Regions from separate parts of the Homo sapiens genome. Here regions 2 and 3 are each linked to region 1. A link is a loop called in an ENCODE intact Hi-C map of the cell type or tissue named here. Cell type or tissue: B cell. All regions are shown on one strand. Links, peaks and the distances in the headings refer to the core of each region. The heading gives the core; the rest is flanking DNA. Region 1 holds the start of LZTFL1 (leucine zipper transcription factor like 1). Region 2 overlaps CCR9 (C-C motif chemokine receptor 9). Region 3 overlaps FYCO1 (FYVE and coiled-coil domain autophagy adaptor 1).

Region 1 (10,867 bases), core at 33-5,032:
TGGCGCAATCTCGGCTCACTGCAAGTTCCGCCTCCTGGGTTCATGCCATTCTCCTGCCTCAGGCTCCCGAGTAGCTGGGACCACAGGCGCCCACCACCACGCCTGACTCATTACTTGTATTTTTAGTAGAGACGGGGTTTCACCGTGTCAGCCAGGATGGTCTCGATCTCCTGACCTCGTGATCCACCTGCCTCGGCCTCCCAAAGTGCTGGGATTACAGAGGTGAGCCACCACGCCCGGCCCAGATTCTTAATAATTATTCACTGTCTATAGTATTACATTTACACTCTTTGCTCTCCCAAAACCTCCCAAACTCTCTTACCCTGTTTCCCAGGATTCTACTAAATGAACACTCTACTTTAGCCACACTAGTCTGCTCATCAGTCCTGAAACATGACTTAAAATTTCCTGCCTTGACTTTCACTCATGTTACTCTGATCCTAAAGTATCTCTCCATTCCTATTTGAGAATCTGAATCCTACCCAGTGGTATGATGGTAAATATTTAACAGCAGGTTTTCTAGGTAGGGGGGCCTGATTTGTAGCACTGCTGATTTCCATGGCATAAATACTTCCATCATGGCTGATTTCAAGCCACCAATATAATGTCACTGAATGAAGAGGTAAGAAGAAATGCATACAATTGGATCTCACCAGCCAGTACACACATGCTCCACCACATCACTGAATTCCTACCCACCCTTCATGGCCTAACCTGTTTCACCTACTCTGTGCCATCTCCCAATATGCCCTCAGTAACTCTATAGGTATGCCTTCCTCCAAAACCTAGCATATATAATCTCTGCTACTTCTTTGGTACCGTCACAGGCTGATTACTACCTCGTATTATTGATTATCTTTTTTTTCAGGTCTTGCTCTTCCAAGTAGATTGTAAACTCTATGAGGGCATGAACCATTTCTTATAATGCACAACACCTAGCATAGTGCCTTGTGCCAGCAGGTGGCCAATTCCTATCTGTTCATTCCTTTCCCTCCTTTCAAGGAAAGTTAAGACTGTCCCAGGACCAAGAAGGAAAAATTACTCAAACTGAGAAGGGTAAATGACAGAAAAGTTCCTTTAAAATGGATTGGAATGAAGAAAGGGGGTAAAAGTGGACAGCTGAGTTCAAAAGGAAAAATAGCATCAGCCTAGGAAACGGCTATTCACAAACCTTTACTTCCACACATATACTATATGTATCTATGTCAAATCATTAGAGAGGAAATGGAATAGGTAGATATGTGGTATAATAGACAAAGCACTGGATTAGAAACCAGGTTTAGGTCTAGCTATGCAACTATCTACCTTGGTAACAGTCTGTTACCAAGTCACTTAACCCCAATGACATTAGTTTTACTATCTGCTAAATGAGAGGTAGATATGATGATCAGTCCTAAAATGGTTAGAAACAATGGGAGGTATCCAAGTGGGGAAGTCAGAATTTGTTTGAATTTTATTGTAGAAATATTCCGTTAAAATAATAATAAAAAGAGCTGAAAACATACAGCAAGAAATCCTGCCAGAGCATTGCCAAGCTAGTGTCTTGAAATTGTACCACAAATTGTGTATGTGTGTTTAGGGGGAAGGGGATAGAAGAGAAATGGGTAAGGTACCAGAAAGGGTTCCCTGTTCTTAACCATGCCCACAAATCCATATACAATTTAAGATAAGTACAAGGAGGAAACTGTAATGATAAAAATGAGCACAGTTTAATAATACCTATCAGATACTGAATGCTTAATATTTTCACAGGTACTGCACTGTTTACACGCATTATCTTACTTATCATATTAACAGTCTTGTGTAGTTATTATCTGCAATTTACTAATGAAGAACCTGAGCCTGATTCCAAAGCCTCAGTTGTTAACTGATGGAAAGGAATGACAGAAGATAGAACAGGAAGAGATACCAATTTTTTTGTGATTTGTTTTCAACGTGTTCTCCTGATATTTTAGGGAAATCAAGAGAATGAGTGGAGAGGCTCTAAACTCAAGAAGGGGAGGGAGCAATCTGTTTAGCTCACAGGTGTCTTCTCAGCTCCCAGACAGCGCTTGGAACACAGTGTGGACTAAATAGAAATTCTGGTTGCTGAAGTATTTCAGTAGCTATTTCAGGTGGTGCTCTCAACCCTGGTTTCATCCGTTTTCCTGAACATTTCAGTGCTGTGCACTGTTCTAAGTATGACTGGTATTTAAGATGGCATGCTATATTCGCTGGAGGGATTAATGATATTTTTTGAGCAAGCCAAAACAAAGGAAATGTCACCCAAATTCCTCAGCTGTAATACGGGGTGCTGGGATTCTTAAAGTCACCTCCACATCAGAAAGTTGGATTTCAATCACACAGAAAGCTGGATTCGTTCTCCCTGCTCCTCTGGTTACCGCGCGCGCGCGTGTGTCTGTGTAAACCTTAGAGCTTCCTGAAACTGAGTGAGAACCCTGCGTATGTGTTAATGTGTGTGTGTGCGTAAACTTGGAGCTTCTTGAAATAGAGTTAAGAACCCTGCCGTGCACCTTAGGCCGGCAGCAGTTTCCTCTATCTCTCCTCACCTGCCACCTAAGAGTTGTGCCTTGGCTCCAGCCCCCGCAGGCAGGAGAGAAACGAAGCGATGCGGCGGAGCTGGGCTGCTGGGAAAAGGCTTCACCCAGGATTACCCCAGAAGGGCTTGGGCTGCGGTTAACCGAATCTCTCGCGCCCGGCGCAGCTCCCCTTCTCAGGGAGGCTGAGGTGCGGCCAGACCCAACGAGGCCACGTAATCATTCCGGGCCCACCCGCTCAGTGTCTCCAGCCCCGGCCGCGCTCTCTCCTGTGCGCGGTGCGGCGCCTGAGGGTCGGTTACTCACCATGGCGGCAGGCAGCGGCGGCAGCCTAAAGGAACGGGAGAGGCCAGGCGGTGCCCCGCCAAGCCTGGGATCGCCGAGGGTAGTTGGACCACAGAAAATGGGGAAGGAGGGTAGGTTGTTTAGAAGCCTCTGGTTGCTAACGGAAACCGAGGCACGTGGACTGCAATTATGCATTTTCATTGGTCCTCAGGATCACGCGACAGGAAGTATTGCGTAACCGGTTGACTGCCACATGCGCATTGGCTTCCAGGGCCGGAAGTCCCACCTTTTTGTGCCAGTTCACTTTTGGGAGCTGACTGCAGTTGCAGAAGGTAGCGGGAGGGTTGGGCTGCCTGGAGTTGCGTGTGGCCACCAACGCGCTTCGCGCCTCGTGGCGTCCGCTTATGGATTGTTGGGAAGTTCTTGTCCAGAACTTCCTGTGGCATAGGTGACCCCAAGGATGAATGGACATCCCAGACCTTTCAATGGTCTCATAGGGCGCGGCCCAGACATTTTTTTTTTTCAGGAGTTCCTACCTGAGCATCAGGGTGGCTGAGACAGGCCAACAACACCAATGCCAGCAGGTTCTCAAATAGAGCTTCAAACGACCCCTCCCCATGACTCCGCCCATTATTATTACTGTGTTGTTATTATCTTCTCTTATATTTCCAGCTAAAAGTCTCTAGCAACATTTTTCCATTTAAAAAAAATGCAAAAAGCATGGGTTTTCTCCGAGAGCAGTGAATTTCAAAAGGTTCCATATGCCTGGAACTACTATGGAAGCTTGTTGAACAAATTCCTGGGCCTTATCTCCAGAAATTCTGATTCACAAGTCTAGCTTGGGTCCTTGGGATCTGCACTTTTTAACCGATGTTCCAGGAGTGATCACAGATCAGGACCACTCTTAGAAACACTGGCTTGGAAGGACAAGTGTAGGATGAGATCGATTATTGCAAATACCAGGGACTCAGAGTCCTTCACTCACATGATACAGAGGTGATGTGCAGGCATTTGCCCACAGAAGGATCTCAAGCCTTGGGTCAAGAACAGTAAACAAGGTTCTCCTGTGTGTCACCTGGAGCATTCCAATGCACGGAATGATGGCCTGAAGGCAGTGGCGTGGGTATGCCCAACTTCAGCTTTGGCTAGGCTCCCTACCCTTGGCACTGCAATGGCATTTGGGCAGGATCCCTGTCTTCTTGAAAGATTCCTAAGGGCAGATTCTCTCAACCCTGAATATTAACCCCTTCCAAGCTCAGTTAAACTTCCCCTTTACCATCCCACCTCCCCATTTCTGTTTAGTGAGTGTTGTTGAATTTGGTTGCCATTATTTAGTGCCTACTATGAGCTATTAATAGACACATTCCATTCCAGTAGTTAATCCTCATAATACGTGGTTCTTTCCTCTGTAGACATTCGTTGTGTTCACATAGTGAGAGGGTCACTTTACAAGGTGTTGTGGGTGCGAGATGAAGTTCATAAAAACTTTTATGACTGATCAGTAAACAAAGTTGGTCATCAGCTTGCACTGCTGAAAAGCTCGTTTATTTTCTCCCAGGCCAAATCTTGTGATTGCGAAGTGTTATCAATTCAAGGGAATGAAAGGAGCGTGTGTATAATGCAAATATTACATTTGTGGCTTGGGGATTTTAAAATTTGTTCTGCAAAACTCCATCAGCTAGTTATTGTAATTTAAAATTCTGCTTTAATCTAAAATCTTCTATACCAAGGAGGTTAATCACCATTAGCCAATCTACCCAACAGAGTTGAGTGTTGTTACATAAGCTGTCTAAATAGTGTCAGCAAATCTGAACATGAATTTTAGTCTCAAAAGTGATGAATTTGGCTCATGAAAAGGCTGAACTTGTACTTCAGGTTGTTTACTAGTGCGGGTTGGTCACCAAAGCAAACAATTCGAGCCGTGAGGGAGAACAGCTCCATCCTACTTTACTAGTGATCTTCTTAGGCTCTGTTTTTATTTATTTTAATTGCTGTGACAGTTTTTTAAAATGTGTGTATGTGTGAGTGTATGTGTGTGTGTAAATTTGGAGGGAGGCACACAAGTCCATTTTTTACCTTTTAGCAGAGTTCAACATAAATAAAATGAAGATAAATTCTTTTTATATTATTATGAAATGAGACTTATGACTTTATAAGTTCCCAGTCATCATACTAAGACCACCAGTTTCAGGGTGTTTGCAACCTAGACTTGGCAAAAGGAGGAATGGAAAGCTGATCATGGCCTCCTCAGGGATGCCAACAGATTCACTCATTCTGCCACTATTTACAGAACCCCTGTTGTGTGCAAGGTTCTGTGGCCATGATAGTGAGTCTGAGGAAAAAATCTGAGGGGAAAATCTGAGGGAAGAAGTGGAGGGACTCAGAAAGCCCCAGCTGCCCCTGCACTATAAATTTTGGGGGGATGCAGGGGGACTAAGGTGAGGCTTTACTTAAGTAGAAAGAGGAAATGAAGAAAATGATTAAGTAAAAAAAAAATAGGTGATACACAGAAAATGTAAAAATCTGAAAGGTTATATGGGAAAGAGAAAAGTTTGATAAATATTGAACTGGTAGTAGGTGGAAAATAGGGGAAATTATTTTAGGACATTATTCTTAAGAAGACAGGATCTTTGCAGCATGGCTTCTTGCATGAAGTTCTACCATACAAGTTCTCTTCAACTTCCCCATCTTGCCCCACCTTGGCTGCTGAGAAAGTAGCCAAGACCTTATAGAAGAGAAGGGCCCAGATTACAGGGCTCTTTACAGGAGATATGCATTTGAGTAGGCCTGAAGTAGGCAAGAGGCTATTTTCAGTTGCTTTCAAAACACCCTAGTGACCAGCAGGGTATTGGAGAGTGCTGACAAACTAGATTAGTGAAATCACTATCACATGCATTAAAGCAGGTCAAGCAAGGAAGTGGTTCACCATAAAATACAACTCCCTCTAAGAATGTGTGGATGTTGGCAATTACTTAGCCCAAATGATAGATTAGTTTCACTGATAATCTCAATGCATTAACAACACCCCAAAGGGAACAAACACCGAAACCATCAAAATGAGAAGTCTACCTCAAAAAATTTTAAGAATTGGTTGTGGGGAATACCTTCTTGTAAAGTACAAGAAAAATTGATTGTAAAGATGATGATACGCACCAGCTCCTCTTTCCATACTCCCTTATGCATATACATTTCAGTTAAACCCACAAGCTCAGTCTGTATATTCAGCAGCTGTTAATGGAAATCTGGATACTCGCAAGACACAATGGGGAAGGGAATAATGAACAAGATGGGATTGGTCTCTTTCAAAAATGGCCTTATAATCAAGTGAAGGGAGAATTCAAGCTTGCAGAATAATTTCAAAGTAGACAGTAAGTAGTAGGGTAGTTCAGAGAGGGTGCGAGATAGTTCACTTCTGTTGAGGCTGGAGAGGAGAGATTCAGAAAAGTCTTCCAGAAGGCAGTGGAATTTGGGCTAGGTTTTAACAGGAGTGTGGAAAAGTTGGGGATGAGTGTGATGATTGTGAAATTGAGAGTTGTCTTGGACAGGGAACCAGAATTTTCATCAGGTGCTGCAGTAGAAGTGTCCAGAGATGTACATTTATTATTATTACAAGTGGCAAACTACAAAAAGAGATATACTGACAGCTTATACAAGGATGGAGCACCTTTAAGAGTGTCTTATTCAGAAATGTGGGTCTTCCTAGATCTGTGGTCTTCACTAAATGTTTCCATGGACTTCTGGCAATGTAAGGGTGTTCACCAATTGCATTTCATCATAGAAAATGTAAACAAAAAATTAAATTTGCTCAGAAAGTTTTGCCTACAAAGCTGGGGCTGTGTAGTCCTATTGGAAGAGCTGAATAGCTGTGTCATGAATAGCTGTGTTCATGACTGGAAGTTTTCTCAATGGGATGGATAAATAAAATATGAAAAATAAAGTGAACTCAAACGGAAATGTCATTTTTAGCCAGCTTATATGAGTTTGTCTTCCCAACTACTATGTTGCAAGCTCCTTGAAGGAAGAAATATTTATTATATAATAACATAGTATGGCTGGGCTATAAGAAGCTCTGAGCTATGCTTGCAGAATTAAATTGGAGATAAACAGGAACATCTCAACAAACATTTGTGAGTTCCTACTGGGTTCCAGATACTGTGTTTGTGGGTTGCTTTTGGCCCTGGACATGCCCTCTCTTGGAAAGCATATCATAAGGCAGCAGACATATTCAGCTATCCCTGTTTCCCATGTTAAATGTAACTTTGAGGTGATTTATATAACTTTTAGGAGTTTTTGAGAATGAATTATTTAGTTCTCATGACTTAACCCTTATGTTTTTATATAACTACTGTTTGAGTTCTACTTTGACTTAATGCTACACTTTGAAGACATTCCATAAAACAATTACTAATTTATATTTTGTGGTTTCTTTTAATATTTTGAGCCCAAGCATTTACAGTTGCTCCTTGAACAACACAAGGGATAATGGTGCTGACCCCATGCACAGTCAAAAATCCACATATAACTTTTGACTCCCCCAAAACTGAACTACTAATAGACTGCTGTTGACTGGAAGCCTTACCAATAACATAAATAGTTCATGAGCATACATTATGCATTATATGTATTATATACTATATTATTTCCATAAAGTAAGCTAGAGAAAAGAAAATACTAGAAAATCATAAGGAAGAGAAAATATATTTACTATTCATTAAGTGGAAGTGGATAATATAAAAGTCTTCATTTTGAATAGGTTGAGGAGGAGGAGGAAGAGGAGAGGTTGGTCTTGCTGTCTCGGGTGGCAGAGGAGAAAGAGTTGGAGGAGGTGGAAGGGGAGTCAGGAGAGAAAGGCACACTCGGTGTAACTTTATGGAAATGCATAATTTCTGTCTGACTTTTTCTTTTTTGTTTATCTAAAAATGTTTCTACGTGGTACCAGTCCTTCTTCCGCCATTTGCATGTTTCAGTGCCTGCATAATAGAAGGGTCCATGTCATAAAAGAAGTCAAAATCAGTCTTGAATAATTGAAACCATTCTTCCAGATTGTCTAATGTCAATGTGTTTTCTGGCACTACTTCTACATCTTTCTCATTATTTGGCACTGGTTCGGAAGCACTTATCTCCATCAACTTGTGTTCAGCTAATTCCTCTGGTGTGGTGTCTATTAGCTCTTGAATCTTTCTCCAAGATTCACACCTTGAAACCCTTTGCCCCTGTTCTTATTTTGCATATCTACAATCTCTTTCATGGTTTCCTTGTTTGGCTGATGCACAACATCCAGACACAGTTTTCTCCAGCTATTGTTTCAGGGTTGATGGCTTTCATGGCTTTTCCTGTAGCAAAGATGACATCTGCAGTGGTGTGTAATCTTTCCAGACCTCCATGATGTTGTCTCCGCTGGGGTTCTCCTCCACAGCATTGACAATCCTTTCCATAAAGAACCATGTGCAATGAGCCTTAAAGGTCCTTATGACCCCCGATCTAGAGGCTGAATTATAGACATTGTGTTTGGGGGCAAGTAGACCACTTCAACACCTTTGACATGGAACTCATGGGGTTTTGGGTAGCCAGGGGCATTGTCCAATATAAAAAGAAAACTTTAAAAGTCAGTCCCTTACTGGAAAAGTACCTCCTGACTTCATGGACAAAAGCATTGATGGAACTAATCCAGAATAAGGGTGCTTGTTGTCCAGGTCTTCTTGTACAACCAAAAGATTGGCAGCTGGTGTTCACCTTTTTCCTTCAAGGCTCAGAGATTGCAGCTTTATAGACAAGAGCAGACCTGATCATAAACCTCACTGCATTTGCACAAAACATTGGAGTTAGATAATCCTTTCCTATTACATTTTGGTGCTCATTTCTCTTCTTTATGAATAAATGTCCTTTGTGGTATCTTTTTTCCCAGAATGGGGCATTTTCATCTGCATTAAAAACCTGTTTAGGCAGCTATCCTTTCTCTTCAATACTTTTCTTAGTGGTGTCTTGAAACTCACCTACTGCCTCTTAGTTGGCAGAAGCTGCCAACTAAGATATTTTTAAAGCCAAACCTCTTTCTAAAATTATCGACCCATCCTTTGCTGGCACTAAATTCTCTGGCTTTAGATCCTTCATCTTCCTTTTTCTTTAAGTTTTCATATATGACTTCACTTTTTCTCAAACTATATTAGAGATGCCTTTCTTAGAGCAATCCTATACCCACATAAAAGCTGCATTTTTAATACAAGATAAAAAGGTAGTTCACCAAAAGTACAAGGTTTTTGCAGCAGCTTGAGTAGATGCAGTGACGCCTTCATGAATTTCCTTTTCTTCTTTTTTACAATGGTCCTTATGCTGGAGGGCAGCTGCAGCTGCAGACCTAAATCTATGGTACATATCAAGTAATTCAACTTTTTCTTGTAATATCATGACTTTGCTTACTGGGAGTACTTCCAGCATCATTAGTGACACTTTGTATGGATCCCATGATGTTATTTAAGGCTTACAGTATTGCGCTACACACAAAATATGCAAGAACTGCTGGAAATCACTTTTTTACTATGACACATAATTTACTGGAGAGATGAACTGCTCAGGTGGAGATAATTAGCCTCATAGCTATTTTAAGCTGATACTTGAAACACTTGAGCTCATTGCACTAGCAACAAGAGGTGGCTACAAAATTATTACATTAGTACAAAGTGTACTACAGTTAATTGTATGCAGTTATGATTTAATACTGCATCTTTATGTTTGTTTACATTTCTCTCTGCTGTGAATGGTGCCATGTGGTCTCTAAGTGTTTCTGTTCATAAGTTTTGATAAATTTTATATTTTTGTAATAGATTTGTGTATATTTTAGGGTAGTGAATTATAAAATAGACCAACCTTTACATATATTTTATGCATTAATTAAAATCCGAATTTTTTGATATTTCCGTGAGTTTTTTCAAATAGTCAAAAATCTCCAAAAATTTTTCCAATATATTAATTGAAAAATATCCATGTATAAGTAGACCTACACAGTTCAAACCAATGTTGTTCAGGTGCAACTGTGTATTTCTGATTTCAAACATTTTTATAGGCCATCGGCCCTGTGTCTAAAGTGTCTATCGGTTGTTGGGAGAACAAAGATGAAGTAAGGTCCCTGCTCTCAAGGATGCTAACCATCCAGCAGGACAGACGGACCCATTAGAGGATCATGTCATGTCAACATAATGTGATCACCTTTTAGGAAACCAGGCAAGGGGCACTTAGCTCAATTTAGGGTTTCAGGGAAAGCTTTGAGGAAAATCCCTGAATTGAACCTTCAGGGATTAGCAAATGTTAGCCTGGGAGAAGCAAGGCAGAAAGGACAGAGGGAACATAGCAAACACGGGCACCAATACCTGAAACAGCCCAGCATGTGGACTCCTTACAAACGCTAAGAGATTAAATGTTAGATGAGCTTTTACTTTTAGAAGTCAATATTGCCAAAATGTCACTGCTTTGCTAAAAATATTAAGCAGGAAATGAATGACCTGGGCAGGGAAAAAAATAACTGAACACACTAAAACCCAGGGTGATATAAAGAAAAGTTACATATCTGGTCTAGTGCTACCATTGAAGCTAAGACACCAATCTAAGGGACTAGTGTTAAGCTAATTGGAGAATGTCTTTCTAGGAATGGAGGGAATTTATCTGACTTCCACCCGGTCAGCCTGCAAAACTAACCCAAGTACAGGGATAGCAGAAACGTGGTAAGAATGTCTTCATTAAATCATCCACAAAAAAGACTGTGGAGAATAACTTTGAACAGCTAACATACACAGAACTGATACTTTTCGTGTATAGAATTGAAGATAAATGGTTCCCAGTTGTTCTTATGTGATATAATTTGGTTTTATTTTAAAATAGTGAGACTGAATATAAACCAGAAGACAACATGAACTTAAATATCTGCATATATAAGGCAGAAAAAATTTGCATTTTAAGAGATTTAATGTATGAATTTCTATACTTGATTTTGTGTAAGAGAAGCCGTGAAAACCATGGAGATAGTTGTTTTTACTAGGATCGCTGTCGTGTCC
Region 2 (10,867 bases), core at 2,782-7,781, 51 kb after region 1:
AAACTAGGAAAGGGTGCTTCAGGAGTTTTTATTTTCTATATTATGTATGTTGGCATTTTGGGGATTTTTTGTGCATTGTAAAAATACTCCTTTATGATCAGAGTAAAGCAAAAAGTTATTTTAAATGACTCATCAGTGGATGCTGGTTTGCCTTTTCAAACACACCTACCCTCTTTAGTTCTGAATTAGCTGTTACTCCATAGACGGCTGGCAAGTCCATCCAGAGAGTGGTCACTGTGTGCTGAACCGGAAGGGCTGTGCAGCAGCCAGTCTGTGGGATCCCATCTCCTTACTCCCTTTCCTGAACGAGCAAAAGCTAATTTACTATTTCAGCATCTGGAATTTCGGAGTCCTTTTCTTCCAATATCTGCTTATCTGTTCTGAAGCCTCTTTGTGTAGGCCTCACTCACAGGCTTGTGTTGGGAGCCCCTGGGCCCTGTGCAGCCCCTGCTGGGCGGTTGGCAGGCATCTGATCCAGGCATGGTGAGTGGATGGATCTGATAGATGGCTCAGAGACCCTGCCTCGTGTAGGGAACAAAAAGCAGAGCTATGAAAAAATGTAAGAGATGATTCAAGCTCCGTGTAGCAAATTGTACAAAGTTCAAAGTAAGGACCTGCATTCCTGACTCATGTTAGTATCTGATTTGATGTTAGTGCTGTAAGCATCAGAGGCTATAAGTGTGGGGAGATGCTGTGTGCACAATAACCCCATGCTGATTTTCATGTTGGCTACGTAAGAATGTTAGAGAATACAAAAATAGTGATTGGATAATAATAGGTTCCAAGCTAACTTTTCTAATAGGCACTTTTCTCTTTTGGAGAATTAGCAGCTCTCTCCCTTCCTTTATCTCCCAGGTCCCTGCACATACCCCATGCTTTCTGACTTTCATGCCTTAGTGCATATGTTTTCCCACCCTGGAGCAATGTTCCCTCCCCTCGTTGCATGTCTCCATGCTCTTCGGCCTTCAAGGACCCGCAAAAATGTCACCTCTTCAATGAAGCCCTCCTGGATTCTCCCCAGAGCTAAAGACATGACCTCCTTCTTCCAATTCCTACCACAACTCATAGCACTTTCCCTTTGTTGTTATTTGCAGCCATGACTTACTCAGTGTATTTGAATGCAAGCTTCTTGAGGACATGGATCATGTCTTACACATTGTTTAAGCCAAATAAATGTATCAGGTACTCAAGGCACATTGAATAAGTGGGTTCGATGGATGGCCCATGGCACCTGCAACAAGGCCTCACTGAGCAGCAAGGGAGAGATTTGCCACAGTGCTGAGTCAACTGCCCATCCACTCCCGACAGACCGCTGAGATGGTCCTCACTCTCAGTATGTTTGGTCATATGTGGGATTTTCCCCCCTATATTTTTCCCGCTTTCTCACTGGCAAGACAAAAATGAAAGCAAGCACTGAGACTTAGTAGCTGGGAGAATAAAATATTTGAGAAGTATTCTGACAAAAATGAAAGAGAAATAGATGGCAAGGCTGTCTGTGGAGGTTCTAGATGTGGGCTCTAGGGAGGGGTATGTCCTGTTTTTACTCTTTGGCTCTCTCCAAATTTTCTATGAGCCAGAAGCAGATGCATATTTTATAAACTGTAATATATTACATTCTATTATACACCATAATATATTACATGATATATACTATTTGTTTATTTATTTTAGAGACAGGGTCTTGCTCTGTCACTCAGGCTGCAGTGCAGCAGTGCAATGTTAGCTCACTTCAGCCTTGAACTCCTGGGTTCAAGCGATTGTCCTGCGTCAGCCAGCTGAGTAGCTGGGACTACAGGGTAGGCAACCATGCCTGGCATATTTTTAAATTTTTTGTAGAGATGGGGTCTTGCTCTGTTGCCCAGGCTGATCTCAAATTCCTGGCCTCAAGTGATGCTCCCACCTCAGCCTCCCAAAGTGTTGGAATTACAGGCATGAGCCATCTTGCCTGGCTTGTGTTTATATATTACCTTTAAAAAAAAAAATAAAGAGAAACCTTTATAGAAAGCTAGTGTACAACTTAGTTGCATAAAGTAGCCTCGGTGAATGTAATTACTAGACTTGCTCTTTCTGCGGTAGCTGGAGCAGGCTACAAGTTCCTCCTCTAGATGAGTTTTGTAAACAGGTGTGCTGAACGTTAGAGCATTGGGCTTCTTCTTCTTTTTTTTTTAAATCTGACAAGTTATTTTTATGACAGCTCTTAAAATAAAATTTTACACACTTGGTAAGATATTTAAATAGTTTGCAAAATCTAAATGAAAACATGAAAGTTCATTTTCCACTGGTCACAGTGGTTCAGTCTCCTTCCAGAAAATGTTTCGGTGCTGGTGAGCAGTGCAGTGTATGTCTTTTTCTATTTTTTTTTTTTTAAAGATCACACAACATAAGTCTTCCTACATGTTGCATTTTAATCTTATAGTCTTGAGGACCTCTTTTCTATCAGCATGAGGACCATCCTTGTTTATTGGCTACACATGGTTTATTGGATTGATGTGTCATAATATTACCAATTGCTGAATATTTAAGTTGTTTTCCAATTTTTGTTCTGCTCCAACATATATCCCTATACCTGGACCCTTGTGTTCTTTTGTGAGAATACCAGTAGGGCAAATTCCAAGCAGATGCGCTGCAGAGTCAGAGATGTTGTGCTTTGTAAATTTTGACAGATATGGCTTAACCCTCCAAAAAGATCACATAAATTTATACTCCTCACAGCAGTGTGGAGGCCTTTTTTCCAAACTCTTACCAATGTCGTTACCATCTATTGCTATTTCCAATCTGAAACTTGCTGTCACTCACTATAACAAAGCCATTCTTTCTTCTTTTTGTGGTTTCTTTCTTTGGGAATTTTTCTCAGGTATTACATGATTAATATTCAGTCCTTTCATGCAAGCAAAAAGGAGGTGACATAAGCCCTGGGTATTAGAAATATATATATAACATATATATATATTTATATAAATATATATATAACATATATATATATTTATATAAATATATATATAACATATATATATAACATATATATATATATAACATATATAAAGTGTTTTCTAATTGATATCTCAAAAATCAACCTCCGTATTCCCCAAGCTGTAATAAAATAAAATTTGCTGAGTTGAGGTCTTCCAAACTCAACTGGGCATTTTTCATCTGGGGCAAAAAAAAGAAGAGTAATGCTCAGCTCCAAAGTGGCTGCTTTTCTGCTTGCTGGGTGAGTTTCTTATTTCAAAACAGAGGCTCACTGGGCTTCTTGATGGCACCTGGAGTCATGCCAAGCAGGAAGCAATCACTCCACAGAGCTGAAGATGTCAGAACCGTTCAGAAATACTGCCTGGGGAAAGTTCTTGGTTCTTCGGCTTAGGAGGAAAGGGGCAGAATACAACCTTTCTGAAGAAAATGCATCTTTCATTCACCTGAGAAATATTTCAAAATAACTATAAAAAGAAGTTAGAAGCAGGTGAATTGCCCCACAGAGGGGAATGTTTAAATGAATTGGGGCACAGCCCCTGTCGGAATGCCAGGTAGCTGATGCCTTCACCTGTCTGAAGAATGTTTAATGATGAAAGAAATGTTCATAATCCGTTAGGTGGGAAAAAGAAAATAAAAGTTCAAAGTGTACGAATGCATAGAAACACGGCTGGGAGGGAAAACAACAGAAAGTTAAAAGTGGTTATTTTAGGGTAGGAAGATTACGGGTGATTTTGATTTTCTCCTCTCGGCTTTTCTGTATTTGTCAAATTTCCTGCAAACACGTGTGTTACTTTTGTAACAAAAAAAGTCATTTTTCAGATAAATGTCAGTGTTTTCCTGGCCCCCAGAGGGCTGCAGTGAAATTCGGTGAATGCCCAGGTGGCTGGGTAAGGTCACGGCCGGAGGCTGGGGCTACTCATTTTTATTTCAGACACAGTCCTGTTCCAGGCTTTCTTGTGTCTTAGGGTCAATTGCCAAAATATTTTTTTCTCTTCTAAAAATTTATTGTGAGTCTTACTTGTATCTAATTTCAAGCTCACTGAAAAGTGAAAAATTGTGTAAAGAATGCTTATAAACCCTTCACCCAAACCATTGTTTTCATTTTGTCCTACTGGCTTTATTATTCTCCTTCTCTCTATATACATATGTTTTCATTAATTTTTTGCATTTTTTGCTTATTTTTTGAATCCTTTGAGAATATGCCAAAGACACTGTTCTCTTTTGCCCCTAAATACTTCAGGGGATAATTCCTAAGAACAGGGGCATTCTCCTGTAAAACCACAATGCAGTCAGCAAAATCAGGAAATTTAATCCGGATGCAGCACTATCATCGAATTCACAGCACCTATTGTAATGCCCTTAATTTCCCAGTAATGTCCTTCACAATTATTTTTTTTCCCCACTCCAGGACCAAATCCAGGTTCTTGCCTTGCATCTACTTGTCCTGTCTCTTTAGTCTCCTTCAACCTGAGATGGTTTCTCAGTTTTTCTTTGTCTCACTTGACCTTGATATTTGGCCAATTACTTTGCAGAAAGTCCTTCATTTTGCGTTTTTCTGATGCTTCCTCATTCTTTGATTTAGGTTGACCTTTTTTCCAGGAATAAAGATGATGTGTCTTCCCTCCTCAACTCTTTAGGACAAATGTGACACTGGTTTGCTTCCATGTTGGTGGTATGGGGTTTGAAGACCAACTTAGCTGGTCTTCAAATCCAACACCATCAACATGTAGTTACATGTCTCCAAGGAGCCCTGGCTGTTTAGTGGAGAAAGATATTTAGATTCCAAGATCAGGGCACTAGGTGCTAATTATGCTGTGTATCATTGCTTTTAGGTCCTCTCAGCAGACAGAGACAGGAAATATGTATGTGAAACACACATACATATACATATACAAATTGTCTATCTATCTATCTAATTTAATCTTAAAAACATATGGGTATAAAGACATGTGAACATGTATGTTCATTCCAACACTATTCACAATAGCAAAAACATGGAATCAACCTAAATGTTCATCAACGATAGACTGGATAAGGAAAATGTGGTACATATACATCATGGAATACTACACAGCCATAAAAAAGAACAAGATCCTGTCCTTTGAAGCAACATGGATGGAACTGGAGGCCATTATCCTAAGTGAATTAACACAGAACAGAAAAACAAATGTCACATGTTCTCATTTATAAATGGGAGCTAAATGTTGAGTACATATGGACACAAAAAAGGGAATAACAGACACTGGGACCCCCTTGAGGATGGAGGGAGGTAGGAGGGTGAGGATAAAAAAACTATCTACCAGTCAGGTACTATGCTTATTAACCTGGGTGGCGAAATAATCTATACACCAAGCCCCCATGACGCGCAATTTACCTATATGACAAACCTGCACATATACCCCTGAAGCTAAAATAAAAGGAAAAAACCCACAAAAACAAACCAAAACAAAAAAAACCCACGTGGGTCCGTAGTGATCTCTCAAGTTGGCTACAACAGCACAAGGCACTCCAGTGCACTTTTGAAAAGCTACCAGCAGAGAGGTTACCAGGAGGAAGTTCTGGTTGCTTTCCTCCTCAGGGCCTGCTGACAGCCGGAGATGACACTGAGAAGTGAAGTGCCAGAAGGTTTTCATCGTACTTTGCTTTTTCCTGCCTTACTTGAACAGCTTTATTGAGGTCCAATTATAATAAACTGCAAATATTAAAATGCAGAATGTAAGTTCTGACGTACATACACCCTTGCGAAGCTCTCACACAACCCAGACAGTGAACATATTTATCCCCCACTGAGGTTTCCTTTGTACCCACCTGCCCTCCTGCCCTCCCACACTCCCCTTCCCTCTCTCTCTCTCTCTTTTTTTTTTTGTTTGAGATGGAGTCTTGCTCTGTCACCCAGGCTGGAGTGCAGTGGTGCAATCTTGGCTCACTGCAACCTCTGCCTCCCAGGTTCAAGTGATCCTCCTGCCTCAGCCTCCTGAGTAGCTGAGACTACAGGCGCACACCACCACACCTGGCTAATTTTTTGTATTTTTATAGAAATGGGGTTTCACCATGTTGGCCAGACTGGTCTCGAACTCCCAACCTCAGGTGATCTACCCACCTTGGCCTCCCAAAGTGCTGGGATTATAGGCGTAAGCCACCATGCCCAGCCACCTCCCCTTCTCTCTCTCTCTATTGCCAGGACATCAGTGATTCTGCTTTCCGTCAGTATAGATTAGTTTGCATTATTTAGAGTTTTATACAAGTGAAATCATACAGTATGAACTCCCTTTGGTCTGGCTACTTGGCATAATTGTTTGGAGACTTGTCCATGTTGCTGTGTGAATCGGTCATTCATTCCCTATTCCATTGGACGGATATTTCACAGTTAACTTATCCATTTACTACTTGATGGACATTTAGGCTGTTAGCAGTTTTTGCCTACCACAGAGTAAAGCTGTAATAAACACTCACATACTAGTCTTTATGGGGACATATACTTACAATTTTCTTGGGTGAATACTTAGGAGTGGGATGACTGGATCACATGGTGAGTGCATGTATAACGTCTTAAGAAACTGCCAGTTTTCCAAAGTGGTTTTACCACACATTATGCATTGGAAACCACTGTACTTTCAGAAAAGCAGGGTGGGGTCATGATGTTGTTATGGAAAGGAAGCCAACAGGTTGGCTTTATAGGATTTATGAAAGAGGCTATTTTTTTCGAGAACCTTGGGGTGTGATGCTGGACAGGTTTCCTTGAAATGTACTCGCTAAGGGTATAAAAGGAAATGCCCCAGCTCAGGCACAGACTTCGTCCTCGAAGGCAGTCAAGCTGTTGTTTCTTTGGTTATGTAGGGGTGGGCTTTAAAGAAATTCAAAACACATGAAAATGACAACTCGAGATTTATTTCAGTCAGTTCCGAGGCCCTGTGCATTAGGGAACTAGAACTCATTTTCTTCAGTACACAAACCTAGGACTTCCTTTTCCTGCTGAAGTCAGGGTAAAGAGGAGAAAGGTGGGTTCTGGGGGCACCGGGTCTTTTAGGGAGGGGCCCCAACCCCAGTGGGCACCACCCAGCCCTCATGTTCTTCTTGCCACCTGGTTACTCAAAGGCCCTTTTCCTGGGGAGTCCAGAGCCCAGGGCATTCTCAAAGCGACCACTGTCCTGTTAGCTTCGGTGAGTCCCTTAGCTGATAGAGCAGGGGGAAGGGGAACCAGTCAGCAAAACAGGACTTGACAGACAAGCTGAATCAAGGGAAAGGGAGCTAATGTAGAAAGGATGAGCTGGGAAAAATGTAACAGCCCACCTGCCATTCCTCATTTGTGGATGGGAGATGTACTAATTATTGTCTAAGTAGAAAGAAAACAAATGCTAGAATCAGGTGACCCTCAGAGTCAAAGAAGTGAATGATAACTTCAAAGGAGAGGTTCATTCATTTCTGTGTGGACTACTCAGATGATTCTGAAATCTAGAATACTATATAGACTCTAACTCCTGCTTGGAATATTTTTTTCAGAAGAATAAGCAGATTTAAAATTTAATCTCCATCTTTTTGGCATTTGGTTGTTACTATTCGTTTACAAGCCAGTCCACTTTTTGATTTTTGTCCCTTTTCCAGGAGCAGGCTTGCATCTGACTGACCCACCATGACACCCACAGACTTCACAGTGAGTACAGCCGTGCTCCTCTGGCTCCTCAAAACACACACTCATCTTCCCTTTTTAGGGGGTGTGGGAAGGATCCACTGTGGGGGAAGGATTTATCTGTGTGGTTTCCCAGGGTAAGATCTCTGCCTGGCAATGCGCATTGCTGGGTAGGTTGTTGTCCAGCACAGAGGGTTTTGCAAATGCAAAGAGGCAGCTATGCTTTGGGGTATGTTGTGGAGACAGAGGAAAATGTGGTGTTATAAACAGCTAAGGATTTTTAACCATCTTTAACTAGGGTGTGCTTAGTTCCATATGCCTGTTCTAAAACTCAGACAAATGAGGCAAAGGGAGAATTCATGTAATTTGCTTTTAAAAAACCCATGGTGGGCACATTAGTTGTATTTCTTGCATAACATTATGTAGACCTTATGAAAACACGTAACAGTATACATTCCCCTGAAAGAGACCAAGAGCTGAGCAAAAATTAGTGAGTCAGTCTGGGCGTGGTAGCTCACGCCTGTAATCCCAGCACTTTGGGAGGCAGAGGCGGGCGGATCACCTGGCCAAGGCCAGGATTTCAAGACCAGCCTGCCCAACATGGCAAAACCCCATCTCTACTAAAAATACAAAAATAGCTAGGTGTGGTGGCATGCGCATGTAATCCCAGCTACGTGGGAGGCTGAGGCACGAGAGTCGCTTGAGCCTGGGAGGTGGAGGTTGCAGTGAGCCAAGATCACGCCATTGCACTCCAGCCTGGGCAACAGAGCGAGACTCTGTCTTAAAAAAAAAAAAAAAAATCAGTGAGTCAAATCATAATCCAGAGAATCTTTTTTTCTTTTACAGCCGAATGTAATTAAGTGTAGAATCAAATTAATTTCCCATGCTTTTGTAACATTCATAAATGCCTTATAAAATTACCTAAGGGCTTTGATTTTGCTCTTCTCCAAGGGAAAGCCTGGGTTTTACATGTAGATAATTGAAATCCAGACTTCCTAGCAGGCGGGCTAACAAACTGCCTCACAGTACATTGTGGGTTTCCATGATCTATGGAGAGTGGTGGTTGAAACAGTTTATCAACTAAATTATTTATGATATGCTAATGATTCATTAGTATTACATATGTATAGTTACCTAATTGCACCTATATCCATAACAACAAAAAAGTAATTAATTTGGTCCTGGTGAAGTAACTATTATTCTGACAAAAAGTAGACTCTTCAGTTTCTCCTGCATTAAATTCACCTTTCAATCCCTGAGGCTGTGGAAACAGAAGTAGATGAAGGCAGCAGAGCCAGGGCTGCTTCTGAGCTTGCCAGTCATTTGCTTTTATCATTTGGGATCTTGGATAATAGCCAACTCTGCAAAGCAGCCCCAGATAAGAAGGAAACTGCACCTCAGTAATGACCTGCTCTTGTCAGAGGAGTCTGGCGCCATCTAAATGGGAAGAAGATGGGACCCCTGTGGCCCTGACTCCCATATTCCATGGAAAGTAGCCGTGGCACCCTGTGGCCACCTTTCTGAGGATGTGCTGGGCCAGTCACCCATGCAGGTGCCCCACATTCCCTCAGCGTCACAGTAAAGGCAGAGTCCTTTTTACAGATGAGGAGACCGAGACTGGGGAAGGTGGTTTGAGGGTTCAAGGTCTCATAGAAATTTGGAGGAATAGCCCTTGAGGGGTGCTGTTGGCAATCATAGCTTTGCTGGGTTCCTCCCTCAGGGTGAATGTCAAAGCACTGAAATCCAGGTCTCAATGTTGGGATTTAATACTTTCTCAAGTGTGGGGCCAAGGTGTCTGCCAGAGTCCCTGCTGATAACAAATTCATTTTTTCCCCACCTCCCTCCTTCTTGTGCCCTCTCTTATTCCATCTCCCCCATTGCCTTGTGCCCATTCTTGGTGCTAAGGCACAATGGAAGCCTTGGCAAGCACAGTCCCTGCCCTTTCTCTGTCCATTCCCCAGAGAGGGGCATCTTGAGCCTGGGTTTGGCTGAGGATTTCCAGAGAACACATGAGCCAGAGAAGGAGGCCCTGGAAAGCTCTGGGACCTTCTTCCTGCTCTGGGTGTTCACAACTGGGACGCCTGGGCTGCTGCTTCTGAGCCCAGGACTCCTGAGGGAAGAGGACGTGCCTGTGTGGGAGCAACAGCCTGTGGGCTCAGAGGCTTGCCAGGACACAGACAGGCAGGATGGGCCCCTTGCCCTGGCTGTGCACTGAGGTTTGTTTACATTTACTGAGGGATTTCCAGAGGATTTGATGTCTAAGATCCATCAGGCATGTGCAAAACTATGAGTGTGAGTCATGACACAGGGGGTGTTGTTCCAGGATTCCTCTCGTGGTCCTGACAAATTTTATATAAATCTAGATTTGGGGTGTAAAATTCAATCACTTAAAAAATATGCCTGGGGAGTCCCTAACCTAACTAACTAAGTAACTTCATGCAAAAGCACGAGGTCCTTAATTCTCACCCAGCAGAAAAACTATGCCCCCTGGGCTTCCAGCAGGACACAATGTCCTTGTCTGGGATTCAGTCTTGGGAGTGTTAGCTGTGCCTGCTCACCGGGCAGTGGAGAAAGCTGGGTCACCCAGGTCCTGGGATTTCTGCACAATTTCTCCCATTCTGCTCCTGCAGTCTCCTCCAGGCCCCGCTCCAGATCACCTTCCCTCGCTGGCCCAGGAATCCATCTCCTTCCAGGACCTTAGCCCAGGACTAACACAGCTAAGTGATGCTGGCCTTCCCACCTGCCCCCTCTCATTTGTTCCCCAGGAACCAAAGTCGTCCCTTGTGCTTGTCCTTCTGCCAAGCATGCCCTCTTTCCTCCCTTGCCTTCTTCTTTCTTCCTTGTCTGTCTTCCTCTTAACATGTCTTTAAAATCCATGCTGCTCCTCGCTACCTGGAGCTGCAGCAGGAGGAGAGCAGGCTTGCTGGACCGGAGAAGCAACTCCAGGCAGCAAGACCCCTGGGCCCTCATCTGTGAGGCTGCTTGCGATTTGCTTCACAGCCGTGGGCTCAGGCTCATGTGAGAGTCTATTAAAGCTATTTGACCAAAAAAAAAAAAAAAAAACACACAAAACACAAAACACCAACCCACAAATAACAAAAAAAAAACTTCAAAAGCAAGTTTAGCACTTATTCATTGTGTGGATTCACAGTCGGTACTTGCTCATCTGCATTGTTTTACTGAGATTCCTCCAAAAGGTCATCCTCCCAACCTCTTAAACCTGCTGTGATGTCCACTGTGGGGTCTCCATGCTCTTCACAGTCTTCCTTC
Region 3 (5,000 bases), core at 1-5,000, 88 kb after region 1:
TTATCTGGGCATGGTGGCGCATGCCTGTAATCCCAGCTACTTGGGAGGCTGAGGCAGGAGAATCGCTTGAACCTGGGAGGCAGAAGTTGCAGTGAGCTGAGATCGCGCCATTGCACTCCAGCCTGGGCAACAAGAGTGAAACTGTCTCAAAAAAAAAAAAAAAAGAACGCTCCACCCAACAACAGCAGAAGGTACATCCTTTTCAAGTGCACTCGGCACATTCACCCAGGTAGGTCACATTCTAGGCCAAGCTTGTCCAACCCGCGGCCCAGGAAGGCTTTGAATGCAGCCCAACACAAATTCGTAAACTTTCTTAAAACATTATGAGTTTTTTTATTTGTTTTTGTCTTTGTTTTTAGCTCATCAGCTATCGTTAGTGTTAGTGTATCTTATGTGTGGCCCAAGACAATTCTTCCAACGAGGCCCAGGGAAGCCAAACGATTGGACACCCTTGTTCTAGGCCATTAAGAAAACACCTCTCAAACTTCAAAGGATTCAAGTTATACAAAGTATGTTCTAGGTCTACAATGGAATTAAATTAGAAATCAAGAGCAGATCTCTGGAAAATCTCAAAATATTTGAAAACTAAATAACAAATTCAAACGTGTGGATCGAAGGGAAATCAAAAGGGGAATCAAAAAGGCATGGGAGGGAGAGCGAGCATTGTGTTCCTAACACAACAGTGTGCTTGCTCAGGCTGGCAGCTGGTAGTGGTGAGGGAGTAGGACGGGCCCCTGACAAGGCTGGAGGGGACAAAGGTGTACAAAGAGTGTACACTGAGGGCCTGCTACACGTAGGCTCTGTGCTGCCTCTTCTGCACACGGCGTCTCATTTACTTCCATTAATATTCTATCACATTCTAGTTCCACCAGGGACTAAGGATCCCGGGAGAGTGAGGGGTTGGTTCTGTTTCTGTGATCCACAACCTAACAACTCTGGCCTGGTCTCAGACACTGCAGCAGGGGTGTATGGGAAGGAGCTGCTGGAGGGGAAGGCTTGCTGTTTGCATGGGGACCTTGGTGTGCCCACCCTGCACACCCTCGCACTCACTACCTTGATTACAAGCAACATCAAGAGCTCCTTAAGGCAGGTCCCCTGAAGAGGGCATGTTTAACATAGATTAATGTGCGTTCTTGAAAATGATACTCTTCATTTCTTTAAAACATCTTACTCTGTAGCCTTTTCATTCATTCCAGCTGTTTTTCATTCATTCCATTCACATGAAACATCTAGAATCAGCATATCCACAAAATAGATTAGTGGTCACTGGGGGCAGAGGTTGGGGAGTGACTGCTAATGGGCACAGAATTTCTTTTTTGGAGTGATGGAAAGAATCTAAAATTAGACAGTGGTAATGGTGGTACAACTCTGTGAATATACTAAAAACCATTAAACTGTACATTCCAAGTGCGTGAGTTATATCTCAATAAAGCTGTTTTAAAAAACAAAGTCAAGGGTCCTTGCTGTCAGCTGATTCCTCCTCTGACTCCCTCTGAAGCCCACCCCAACAGGCCATCGACCTCTGGCCAAAGACGGATCCTCTGCCCAGAGAGAGGACAGAGTCTGGATCCAATTCTCCACTTTGTCCCTGGGCCTCAGGCCAGCGGTGTGTACACTGGTAACCTGGTTCATAATTTCTTTCATCAAGTGCCTCCCCTAGATTCACACTCTCCAATCTCAGTGTCGAGTCTATGACTATAATGGAGGAAGTGGGTCTGGAGAGAGGGTGGCACAGGGTGGAGAGTGTCTGACAGGTGCCCCTAGAAACGGGGCTGGCCTTCTGCTGTGCTATTCCATCCACCTGGATGCTTCTCCTCAAGCCCACAGGTCCCTCGCCTCACCTCACAATGCTGCTTCTGGTTTCCTCCACTGTGGTCTTCATCATCGCCCAGGGGTCTCCTTTCCTCATCTCTGTTCCCCAGGCTGGGCTAGGCATCCTTCCCAGGGGTACCCACAGTGCCCACCCACCCCTGTCATGAAACCACCTGGAATCACAAATGTCTATTTATTAGAGTCTCTCTCTGATTACACAGTGAGCTCCTCAACGGGAGATCCCATGTTATCCCTTCATCTTTCTATCCCCCGTGGGCCCTACAGAGTCCAGTATACAGGACACACTCAATAAATGGTTGCAAATACACAGCATAATTCCTTGTGTCTATACCTCCGTAATCATGAAGTCTGAGTGCTGCAATTTGCACTGCATCTGTCATTTCCTCTAAGGCCCAGGCTGGTCAGGAGTGCACTCGGGGAGTCCCCGGGATAGATATTGAGGGCACATGTCTGGAAACAGGCTACCCTGGCCATGGTCTCTTTGGGGGACCTCAGGCAGAGATAACAGCCACCCCCATCTGTGGTTGGTGACAGTGGCCTGTGAAGGCAGAGGAGCACCTAAGCATCCTGTACACGGGCCCCTTCTGCCCCCTGGTGTCACTGTGGGGAAAGGCAGTGGGGCCCCCTGGAAGCTAGAGGAGGAAGGCTCAGTAGGTCCCCAAGTTCCTGATTCCTGGTAGAGCCACACAGGAACCCCAGGCTGCTGAGGACTCGGTGGGTAGGGACTGAGCAAGGGGAGAGGCCCACAGCCCAGCCACATATGGGCAGGCAAAACAGCAAAGGCCTGGATCCCTGATTTCGTCCCTTCCCTCCCTGCCACAAACACTCACGGTGTCTGATCTGGGTGGATTCAGGGCTGGGGGCCTGGTGGGTCTGGGGAACGTGATGGTGAGTGGCAAGGGCAGCTCTTGGCAGTGCTGCCGTTTGTTAGTGTGGAGCTGACAGGCATGTTGGCCGCACCAGGACCTCCTGGGTGGGGGCTCAGAACTGCTCAAGAAGGAAGGGCTCCAGAGGTAGGTAGGAGGAGCTGGCTACAAGCCCCAAAAGAATAAGATGGGCAGAGCGGTTTTAAATAAGACAGAATATGAGATTCCAATAAACAAGGCCAACCCAAGGGAGTAGAGTTACATTTTGAGAGTGAGTTTGAAAAGCAGAGAAATGACAAAAGCGATCCCTGCATTGAGCAGATTCCAACAGGGCAGGATGGCAGGAGAGCAAACCCAAACGGGTACGTGTTCCTCTATGGGATGCCAGCGCCACAGCAGGAACTGCTGTGTGGCCCAATGTGTCTCCTAGCTGGGCTCTCCTGCTCTGGGCCCTCCTCATCCCTCAGCCTCAAGCCCCTCGAGGGCACCCAGTGGACCAAACACACAAGGGACTATTAGATGTTTCTGCAAAGACTTCACAGAACTCTTGTTTCACATGACTTCAGCTAGCTTTTCCCTATCTTGATCCTTGCAATTCTTGCAAAATGGAGATTTCTGCAGTCATATTCCCAGACTAGGATCCATTTTCAGCTCCAGTCCAGCAGGCCCAACGGCTTTTACCATTTCTTTCACTCAGAATGATTCAAATGGAACTTGTGTTTCCATGCAAACCATCTCTCCCTCCCATATCCCTCTACACCCTTTCTCTGCAGAGATGCAGGCATCAAATTCAGACCTCAGGCATGGGTCTCCCTTCTCCTTGCCCCATACTGAATCAGCCACCCATGGAGCCCTGCCCAACCTCTGTCCCTGTGGTCTGGATTCCACCTCATCCTTTCCACTTTGGCTTCAACCCCCTGATCTACACCAGTGGTTCTCAACCTTGGCTGCTCATTGGAATCACTTGGAGATGTCTGGATCCCACCCCTAGAGACTCTAATTTGCAGCCAAGGTTGAGAACAACAGTCCGGGCACTGTCAACATTCCATGCCTAGAATGTCTTAGGAATTTATAAACTGGTACCTGCCACCAAGATTTCAAGCTCGACCACCCAAGTGACATTGGGGTTGTCTCTACTGACACCTTTCCGGGTTGAGATGCACCCTAAGCTAAAAACTAGAGGAAGAGAGGTCACCACCTCCCAAGGTGATCCATTCCTGCTTTGCACAGCTCTATTAGAAAATGATCCTTAAATTGAGTCATACGTCTGTATTCCTCTTTCACCTACCCATCTATCCCAAGGGCAGACTGTACCTGTTTCACACAGGTGTGACCTTCAGACATTTGAGAACAGCTTTCCAGAACTTCTGGGTCTTTCTCTCCCCAAACTGGACAAGGCCCAGGTGCTCTGCCTTCTCTGCATGATACTGCCCAGAACATTCCAAGTGAGGCCTGCCCAGCAGAGGATAGGATGGCCACTGCCCTGCTTTGAGAAAGGCCTGCCCAAGTACCCAGATGTGTGTGTAAGGAGCCCACAGGCAGGGAGCCCAGCCTTACCTTACACTGATCCAGCGGTGTGTCCTCGGCCTCCTGGAAGACCACACTGAAGGAGATGCTCTTGGGGTCAGAGGAGAAGACCCAGCTGATGGTGAGGCCTGCCTCGGCCACAGTGATGGGGATCAGGCTGTAGGTGCTGGACCTCACAAACAGCTCCCTGCTACCCTCCCCGAAGCTGGCGATCTCATCCACTGTGAGGGGTACTTTGATCCTAAAATAAAAATACAGAGAGGGACCTGATTGACTGGGCAAAGTGTTTGTGTCCACTGGCCAGGTCATCTGTGGCTCAGAGGTGGCTGGAGACTTCGGAGACTCTTGAGAGGACAAGCCCTGGGTAACCTTGGCCAACATGCTTAATTATGGGATGGGCAGCTCACTCCAACAAATGCTTCCTGAGCGCTAACTACATGCCTGGCATAGGTCTAGGCACGGAGGAGACAGCAGTAAAAAATACAGATGACACCTTTGCCTGTGTGGAGGTTAAAGCCCATGGGAACTAAGGAACTGAGGATGGCCTGACCTGCTCCACGGCCCTCATGGACAGGAAGCAAGTGCCGAGGCACAGCTTTTTGCTGCTCTCCTGAAGATGCCCTGCTGCTCAGCCATCTGTTTTTTCTCTGCCATTTCTCCTTCCAGTTCCCTGCCTCGCCCTTTCACCTAATTAGTACAAGCCTCCCAGCCTTCTGATATAGTCCATCTTCTCAGCTGCATCTGGCGTCCATTGTAAGATTCCACATGGACACC

The links. Hi-C counts contacts between places; a loop is a spot of excess contacts. Peaks named below come from ENCODE experiments on the same cell type or tissue, not always from the same donor. Only the 100,000 strongest peaks of a DNase experiment are listed, where the experiment ranks them.
Region 2: it touches region 1 in a loop (2.8-fold over the local background); 9 of 110 quality-filtered maps call a loop at or near these places.
Region 3: a loop joins it to region 1, with 2.9 times the contacts of the local background. A loop is called at or near these places in 16 of 110 quality-filtered maps.

What each region holds. Positions count from the first base shown.
Region 1 is chr3:45,839,146-45,850,012 of GRCh38, forward strand. LZTFL1 (leucine zipper transcription factor like 1) reads right to left here and starts at 2,974. Exons shown (of 10, transcript NM_020347.4): 1 at 2,844-2,974. The coding sequence starts at 2,846. In B cell, for the core only: no CTCF peak of the experiment used is centred there; a DNase peak (open chromatin) is centred at 3,036; H3K4me3 peaks cover 1,642 bases; H3K27ac peaks cover 1,234 bases.
Region 2 is chr3:45,887,334-45,898,200 of GRCh38, forward strand. It overlaps CCR9 (C-C motif chemokine receptor 9), which reads left to right. Exons shown (of 3, transcript NM_031200.3): 2 at 7,573-7,621. The coding sequence starts at 7,601. It also overlaps a transcript of LZTFL1 not described here. Among named protein-coding and RNA genes, the nearest start is that of CCR9, 6.2 kb to the left of the region's middle. In B cell, for the core only: no CTCF peak of the experiment used is centred there; DNase peaks (open chromatin) are centred at 3,268, 5,638, 6,978 and 7,118; H3K4me3 peaks cover 529 bases; H3K27ac peaks cover 3,076 bases.
Region 3 is chr3:45,926,815-45,931,814 of GRCh38, forward strand. It overlaps FYCO1 (FYVE and coiled-coil domain autophagy adaptor 1), which reads right to left. Exons shown (of 18, transcript NM_024513.4): 16 at 4,257-4,467. Among named protein-coding and RNA genes, the nearest start is that of CXCR6, 14 kb to the right of the region's middle. In B cell, for the core only: CTCF peaks have their summits at 2,406 (motif pointing left) and 2,606; a DNase peak (open chromatin) is centred at 2,427.